Regions from separate parts of the Homo sapiens genome. Here regions 2 and 3 are each linked to region 1. A link is a contact called in ENCODE Hi-C or POLR2A ChIA-PET data. All regions are on one chromosome and are shown on one strand. The core of a region is the stretch at or near the end of the contact, and the rest is flanking DNA. Distances in the headings are between cores, read along the strand shown. Region 1 overlaps KDM2A (lysine demethylase 2A). Region 2 holds the start of GSTP1 (glutathione S-transferase pi 1). Region 3 holds the start of PITPNM1 (phosphatidylinositol transfer protein membrane associated 1).

Region 1 (2,545 bases), core at 24-2,523:
GCTTCTTCGTCACTCTCTTCCATTTTCCGCTTCTGCAAAACAGGCCCAGAAAAGCAACATCAGTGCTTCCTTTCTTCCAAACCCTCTGAACCGACAGGGTGGACCTCCCTTGCTCTCAGGGGACCAGAGAGAAGAAAGGTCACGTTGGAGAGGGGGTCATTCCCTCAGAGTCGGCCCAGGCTGGTCTCCAACTCCTGGGCTCAAGTGATCCACCTGCCTTGGCCTCCCAAAGTGCTGGAATTATAGGTGTGAGCCACTGCACCTGGCCTGACCATTTTTAATTGCGTCTCTGACTTACCTCTTTCACCCAAGAGACGTATTTCTGTTTCATGGTGGAAAAAGCCCACATATACCATTTGAACTAAGATCCTGAGTCTGACAATGGTAAACACCATTGGCTTCTAGCTCTACCACAGTCTAAGTTTGACTCCACCAGGCTGCGTCTTCCACTCCAACCCCCACGTGAATAATAAAGCAGATAACAAGAACCTCTCTGAGAAACTGGGTTGCTACAGAGAGATTCACTCAGGATTATGGTGAGGAATCCCACAAGAGCCCCCAACTTTATCTGTGGCATTTGTGCTCTCTAGATACTTGTCTTTTCCTGGAGCCCACTATGACTATGCTATGACAAAGCCCAGTAAACATGTTCCACTAGGAACCGTATCAGTAGTTCAGGTTTTTTGCAAGGAGACATTTTATGTCTCTAAGCAACAACCCTGTTCTCTGCTCCTTTTCCTCCTTACATTTTTTTATCATTATGGTTGGAAGAAAATGACCACCTTTTGGGTGCTACCTTTTCCAATGTATTAGAAGGTAATACTAAAACACAGCCATCTGCCAACAACACATCTGCTACAGCAGAGATGCAAACACTCAACATCACTAATGAAGACACATGTAAAGGTCACTAGTGCAAGAACTAAGGAGAACTTTGGCCCTAGTCAACTTCAAAAATCCTTGCCCTCAAAGACAAATAGATTGAAAAATTCAACTATCTTAGTATCCAAGTGGGAAGAAATAAAAAGTAAGAAAATTCCTTTCTGCCCCCTTCCCTGCTCCCGTGCAAGGGTCCTTGAAAGACTGGCACTTGGAAAGCCATCTCCTCCTGTAGGTGTCCACAGCTGGTCTTGCCTTGTCAGCCTGAGTAAGTACAGTCCTTTTGGCCCTTTGACATTATTGGCAACCACTGGTCAGCAACCTCAGCTCCTCTGGGCCAAGGTCATAGCACTGGTCCTCTCTGGGGGAGGGGCTGCCTCCACATGACACATTTGGGCATGTGGGATGGGCAGGGCAGGGCTTTCTGCCAGGCCACAAAAGTGAAGATGACAAAAATGTGAACCTGCTTAACTGGAAGCTCAAGTACACTGCTGCACTCACTGGCTGCCTCAGGCCACTGCCTCTCCTCTAGTTAACATTCCTCAGGAGGGATCATACTCACCTAATTTCTCTCCTCAAATAGCCCAGCCGTGGTTCCTCTCTTTGTAGGGCCCCAGAGTATAAAAGGACCTTAGGAATTTGCAGATCCCAAGTGGAACAACATTTAGTAATACAAAACACAATGCTACAAACTCTAACAAAGAAAATACTAAAAATTAACCAAAGGAAAAACATACCAAACCAAACAAAAATAATCTCCTAGGTCAGAGAAACTGTGTGAACACTAATGCAAAGGCAAACGTGTAGCAATCCCCCACATTTGATGCCTCCTTTCTGTCACAGTGCAAATCTGATAAGGTTCCTTTACCTGGGCTTTCTCCGAGCTGTCCTCCTGGTAGCACTTTGGACATTCCCAGCAATTTGGCAATTCTTCGTTAAGCAACCCCTCTCCGTCCATCTATAGGAAGACAGAGATGTTTTTAAAAGCCTGTCTCTCAAGCTTCCTTTATCCAACAATAACACAGTTGGGAAGAGTTACTCATTTCTCAACAACATTGGTCCATAAAGGGAGAAAAACTGTGAGCAATCCAGCCCCAAATAGCCAATGGTGCTGAACCTGATCTTGACAGTGCGGCACAGGTTCTGATAGCTTGGGTTTAGGGACTAATGCTCTAGTCTCTGTGACTCAGTGTTCTCCACTGTAAAATGTTGGCTGATATTATTACCTTCACTTTCCCTCAGGAACTAATACACAGAGATACAACAATATAATTGCCAGAGATACAACAAAACCCACCTTATAGGGTTGTGGTGAAGATTATTCATTGTGTAAAGAATTTAACAAAGGTATGGCATACAGAAAACCCTTTGTATTAGCCATTATCATCATCATGGAATTAATACCCTATTTCACCAATTCTTTGGGTTTGAGATATGTTAATAGATGTAATATGCACCATTTACATCTTCACCAAGTTATAATTAATCAAACAAACTTTTAAGATTGTAAAGTTGGCCGGGCATGGTGGCTCACGCCTGTAATCCCAGCACTTTGGGAGGCCAAGGTGGGGAAATCACTTGATGCCAGGAGTTCAAGACCAACCTGGCCAACATGGTGAAACCCCAACTCTACTTAACACAAAACTAGCTGGGCATGGTGGTGCAT
Region 2 (2,545 bases), core at 27-2,526, 330 kb before region 1:
ACACAGTCACTGGGGATGGGCCAACCAGGGGGCTGTCTGTGAGCCCCAGCCTGGGAGGAGGGGAAGAGGATGTGCGTGGAAGGATGAGAGACTGCCACACAGCAGGTGCTCAGAGCTCACCTGACACCTGGGAGGCAGCCTGGCACAGGGCAAGGATTGCAGGCACCCAGGCTTGACCTTGGGCAAACTACGTAACCTCAGTGGGTCTCAGTTTCCTCCACTCCAGAGGGCTGCGGGGCAGCTGATTTAAACAAAAGGGCTCCGGGGGCAGAGGCTTGCCCATGCCTGCCCTGGACTTGGAGGTTCAAGACTCACCAAGGGTGCGGCCCAGGTGACGCAGGATGGTATTGGACTGGTACAGGGTGAGGTCTCCGTCCTGGAACTTGGGGAGCTGCCCGTATAGCTGTTGGGGGAGGCATGGCTCAGGGAGGGGCACTGAGCTTGGGCGTCCCCCGATCCTAGTCACAGCCCCCTAAGGCCCAGCACCCCCTCCCCTTGCCCGGGCATGGTCACTTACGCAGGAGGCTTTGAGTGAGCCCTCCTGCCACGTCTCCACGGTCACCACCTCCTCCTTCCAGCTCTGGCCCTGATCTGCCAGCAGCATGCGCAGGGCCGCGCAGCGGCCTGCGGGGAGGGAGAAGTACGAGATGTGGGGACCGGGCCGACTCCGCCTCGCAGCAACCCGGGGAGGGGTCAGGAGTGCAGGGAGGGAACAGGGAAACAGGTTCCTCCGAAGATTTCACACAACACTGGGGCGGGGAGCAGGCATGGCGGGAGAGGCGGGGAACAGGAAGGAGGCCCGGGGTAAAAGCCACACGACGGAGGGATAAGGGGGTTCGGATCTCTCCGGGTGGGCGAGGGGCTGTGGGCTGCAGCCCCAGCCCCTGCCTCCCTTCCCTGCCAGACACATGCTCCTACCTCGAACTGGGAAATAGACCACGGTGTAGGGCGGCACTGCAGCGAACAAAGAAAAGTTTGCTGGAGCCCGGGGGAGGATGCCAAGGCGCGGTGAGCGCAGTCTGCCCCCCCTCCCCGCCCCCGGGGTCCCATCCCTCCCCGAGGCGCTCCGGGCCCCCTGAAAGCCGCTAACGGCACTGGGGACGTCCTGGGTCCCCTAGGCCCCCGTCCCGGGTCTCGAGGTGGGCGAGGAGCCCTGCCGGGAGCCCGGGCCTGATGCTGCGGGTTGGCCCCATGCTGGGAGCTCTGAGCCCCATCCCCGGGGACGCGGGCCGCGCGTACTCACTGGTGGCGAAGACTGCGGCGGCGAAACTCCAGCGAAGGCCTCGCGGCCTCCGAGCCTTATAAGGGTGGTCCCGCCCCGCTCCGCCCCAGTGCTGAGTCACGGCGCCGGCCGCTCTTCTGGAGGGTCCCGCGGACTCCCGCCGGCCCCAGCCCCGGCGGCCGCTGCACCCCGGGCGTCGGCCGCAGAGGGGCGCCCTGGAGTCCCCGGAGTCGCCGCGCAGCTGGCCGGGGAAGCCTTTCCCTCTTTCCCAGGTCCCCAGCGGGGCCTAGGGAGTAAACAGACAGCAGGAAGAGGACCGCAGCGAAGTGTGCGCAGCGAACTGGCGCGCCGGGACATCGCGGGGGGAAATTCCCTAAGACCGCTGCGATCCCGGAGCTTGCACACCCGCTTCACAGGGCAGGGGAGAGGGGTGGAGGCCGCTTAGAGGAAAGGAAATTGCTTTATTTTATTTTATTTTATTTTATTTTTTTATTTTATTTTATTTTATTTTATTTTATTTTATTTTATTTTATTTTATTTTATTTTGTGTTATTTTATTTTATTTTATGACGTAGTCTCACGCTGTGGCCCAGGCTGGAGTGCAGTGGCGCGATCTCGGCGGCTCACTGCAACCTCCGCCTCTCGGGTTCAAGCAATTCTGCTTCAGCCTCCCGAGTAGGTGGAATTATAGGTGCGTGCCACATCTGGCTGATTTTTGTATTTTTAGTAGAGACGGGGTTTCACCATGTTGGCCGGGCTGGTCTCGAACTCCTGACCTTAGGTGATCTGCACGCCTCGGCTTCCCAAAGTGCTGGGATTACAGGCGTGAGCCACCACGCCTGGCCGTCCAACTTTTATTTGAAGTTCTGGGGTACATGTAGAGGATGTGCAGGTTTGTTACATAGGTGTGTGCGCCATGATGGTTTGCTGTACAGATCATCCCATCACCCAGGTATTAAGCCCAGTATCCCTTAGCTATTCTTCCTGGTACTCTCCCTCCCCAGCACCCCGCTCAACAGGCACCAGTGTGTGTTGATCGCCGCCATGTGACCATGTGTTCTCATTGTTCAGCTCCCACTTATAAGTGAGACCATGCGGTCTCGCTGGTTTTCTGTTCCTGTGTGAGTTTGCTGAGGCTAACGGCTTCCAGCTCCACCCATGTCCCTGCAAAGGACATGATCACGTTCCTTTTAGTGGCTGTGCCTTAGGCTATTTTCTTTGGCTTTGCTGCCTACTTTCTGTTGATTTGCAGATCTCCATTTATTCTAGATATTGATCTCTTGTTGGCTTTAGACATGACAGACAGCTTCTCCTATTCCATCA
Region 3 (2,545 bases), core at 26-2,525, 260 kb before region 1:
CCTCCTTCTCCCCCAGCAGGGGCACAGGCCTGGCACCTCCCTGCCTTGTGTCCTGAGCCATAGTGACTCTTTTATCTGTGTGTCTTTTGCTAAATATGCCCTTTTTATATTAATAAAAGATGATTTGGAGTTGTGCTCTCAGCTCTGAGCCTTTCTGGGTCTGGTTCTTCAGCTAAGCCTGGGTGGGCCAGGCAGAGACAGGGGAAGAGGAGACTATGGATGGGGAGGGTGTGATTAAATGAGGTTTGACTTGCCTCTGTAGGCCATCAGCCTTTGGTGGGACCTGGGCCCTCTCCGCCCCAGCCGTGGCGCTGAGAGCCCTGGGCCTTCCTGTGGTGCCACCAGGGGGCAGCACAGGGCCTGGCTGCTTCCACAGCCCTTGGCGCTGTGGGCAGCCTGGGCCTGGAGGGCGCTTCCTCTGGATTGGCGGTGATGCCTGGCAGCATGGAAATGCCAGTTCACGTAAGCCACTCCCTCACACGCCCTAATGCCCTGACAACACCCCAGCCTCTGAATCAGCCCTGAAGGTCTCTGACTTCTCAGAGAGAAAGGGCACTGCTGCTTCCAGCACTTGGCCTCAGTGTCAAGGGGAGGGGCTGGCGGGGTGCTGCCGTCACTGCCCCAGCACCTTGTAGCAGGCTGGGTGGGATCCCATGAACCCAGCCTTGGGGTGCCTCGTGAGGCCTTTGCCCAGACTCCGGGTGGCTGGGTGACCGGACTTGTGGACCCGGAAGGCAGAGGTGGGGGAGGCTTTGTGGCACCATGCAGGGGCTAGCCCAGCCACTCACAGTGACAGCCCGTTTCTGCCTGGGCGTGTAGCTGGGTGACCATAGAGGCCTGGGGCCCTGGAGCCGAGCCCAGCCCTAGGTGGAGGCATGTCAGAGCCACCAGCTTCTGGCTAGACTGGTGGGGAGGCATTTCCTCAACCCTGGGTCCCAAATCTAAGGACTGCAGAGAGTGAGAAGAGGAGAGTGGGCCTGGGACCCCCCATATCAAACCACCCTGTGACTGCACACAGGAGGGCTGGGCTAGGGTGGAGATAGGAACTAAGAGTCTTTGGGGACCCCAATCAGCACAGAGGGACTAGGAAGAGCCAGAATTTAGGCAATGGCCTTTTTCCCACTGCCCGGGGGAAGGAAGGCAGGGGCCTCCCTCCCTGCCTCCTCCGCTGCAGGCGGGGCTGCCCGGACCCCGCCGGGGTGGGGAGGGCCAGCCGGGCCCAGGAAGGGGGCGGGGCGGCCGCAGTGACGCGGCGGGCGTCGGGGAGGGACTGCAGGGGCGCCGGCGGGCGGATCGAGAGGAAGGTCGGGGCCATGGGCCGGCACTGCGCCTCGGGAGGGTCCGGCCACCGCTGGAACCCGAGGCCGGGGCTGGGGGCGCTCCGGGCTCCGACCCACGGGCCGGCCGGCCCTGCCCGGGCTGGGTGAGGGGCGCCCGCCTCAAGCTAGAGGTGAGCCGGGGCGTCGGCAGGCGGGCCAAGAGCGCGGCAGGGGACCGGGACGCCGGCGAGCAGAGGGAAGTGGGGACAACGGGGCCTCTCGCTTGCTCGCGGGGTGCGAGTGGGGGATGGAGGGGTGCCTGCAGCGGAACCTCGGTGCCAGTCTGGGGCGCAGGTGGACGGAGCGGGTCTCCAGGGCCATGGCCCGTGGGATACCAAGTGGAGCCACTCTGGCCTCAGCCTGAGGAGGGCTCACCCCCTGGGAAGAGGACGGAGTGGCTGCCTAGGCGCGTGGAGAGCCGGCGAGGGCCAGGGGTCCAGGAAGGATGCTGGGAGGGGGAGGTCGAGGACCCGGCTGCCCAAGAAGGCAGATCTGGAGGGCGGAGGAGATTACCGGTCCCGGAAGGTAGGTTCGGGTGCAGGGCGTGGGGAACCCTGGCAGAGATGCTGGGCGCACTGGGCCACTCCGCGCAGAGACACTCGGGGAACAAAGCTCTAGGTGGACGTCCGAGAGTGGGGGACTTGGGACCCCGCCGACTCCGGGAAGGGGATGCAAGGGGCGGGTCCCCGAGGGGCCGGTCGCGGAAGGCGGGCCCGGAAGGAGGGGCCCCGGGGCTTCGGGGGCGCGCCCAGAGGGATGCCGTTTCCCGGGGTTAGGACGCGGTCGCAGCGGGAGAGGTGAGGTGGCCCTCCCGCCCGCCGGCCGGAGCCTGGCGCTCCGGGGGGCCCGCGTCAGCGCGCGGTTGCCATGGCGACGGGCGGGCGGGGGGCGGGGGCTGCGCGGAAAAGAGGTCAGCGCTCAGCCTCGCTGCGGCTCCCGGCCCCGGCGGCGCGGGCGGCGGTGCTAGGCTCGCCTCTGCCTCCCTCGTGGCGGGCCCGGACATGGGGTCCCGTGGCCTGAGTCCCTCGGCCGGCGCGCAGGGCTCGGGGCCGCGCGCAGCCTCCCCGCACTGACTGTCGCGCCGTGCCCTGCGCCAGGAGGAGCGGAGGCCGCGCGCGGCCCGCCGAGCGCCTTCAGGATGCTCATCAAGGAATACCACATTCTGCTGCCCATGAGCCTGGACGAGTACCAGGTGGCCCAGCTCTACATGATCCAGGTGAGGGCGG

Evidence for each region. A loop is a pair of places that touch in the nucleus more often than their neighbours do. ChIA-PET counts read pairs that join two places held with the same protein, here RNA polymerase II (POLR2A). Pooled maps may share reads with other maps.
Region 2: a map of Caco-2 shows a loop between it and region 1 (3-fold over the local background). The contact joins the promoter of GSTP1 here to the enhancer-like site in region 1. A Hi-C loop is called at or near these places in 2 of 168 maps with a recorded cell type or tissue (Caco-2 and PC-9) and 7 of 50 pooled maps. POLR2A ChIA-PET finds 5 or more read pairs at or near these places in 3 of 52 experiments (CD8-positive, alpha-beta memory T cell, Caco-2 and T-cell).
Region 3: a map of CD4-positive, alpha-beta T cell shows a loop between it and region 1 (3-fold over the local background). The contact joins the promoter of PITPNM1 here to the enhancer-like site in region 1. A Hi-C loop is called at or near these places in 7 of 168 maps with a recorded cell type or tissue (B cell, CD4-positive, alpha-beta T cell, CD4-positive, alpha-beta memory T cell and 2 more), 1 of 37 single-sample maps with no recorded cell type and 15 of 50 pooled maps. POLR2A ChIA-PET finds 5 or more read pairs at or near these places in 2 of 52 experiments (CD4-positive, alpha-beta T cell and OCI-LY7).

The regions. Positions count from the first base shown.
Region 1 is chr11:67,247,573-67,250,117 of GRCh38, reverse strand. It overlaps KDM2A (lysine demethylase 2A), which reads right to left. Exons shown (of 21, transcript NM_012308.3): 16 at 1,748-1,837; 17 at 1-32. Among named protein-coding and RNA genes, the nearest start is that of GRK2, 18 kb to the left of the region's middle. Within about 2 kb of position 1,273, at least 10 of the 41 ENCODE cell types and tissues checked have a DNase peak (open chromatin) inside an H3K27ac peak, as active enhancers do; they include PC-9, where a contact is called at or near this core.
Region 2 is chr11:67,582,543-67,585,087 of GRCh38, reverse strand. GSTP1 (glutathione S-transferase pi 1) reads right to left here and starts at 1,276. Exons shown (of 7, transcript NM_000852.4): 1 at 1,244-1,276; 2 at 919-954; 3 at 518-624; 4 at 316-403. The coding sequence starts at 1,244. RefSeq lists silencers at 897-1,046, 1,364-1,506, 1,057-1,676.
Region 3 is chr11:67,504,093-67,506,637 of GRCh38, reverse strand. PITPNM1 (phosphatidylinositol transfer protein membrane associated 1) reads left to right here and starts at 1,275. Exons shown (of 24, transcript NM_004910.3): 1 at 1,275-1,450; 2 at 2,417-2,535. The coding sequence starts at 2,458. CDK2AP2 (cyclin dependent kinase 2 associated protein 2) reads left to right here. Exons shown (of 4, transcript NM_005851.5): 4 at 1-141. RefSeq lists silencers at 979-1,608, 1,819-1,978, 1,989-2,108, 2,189-2,288 and an enhancer at 2,067-2,545.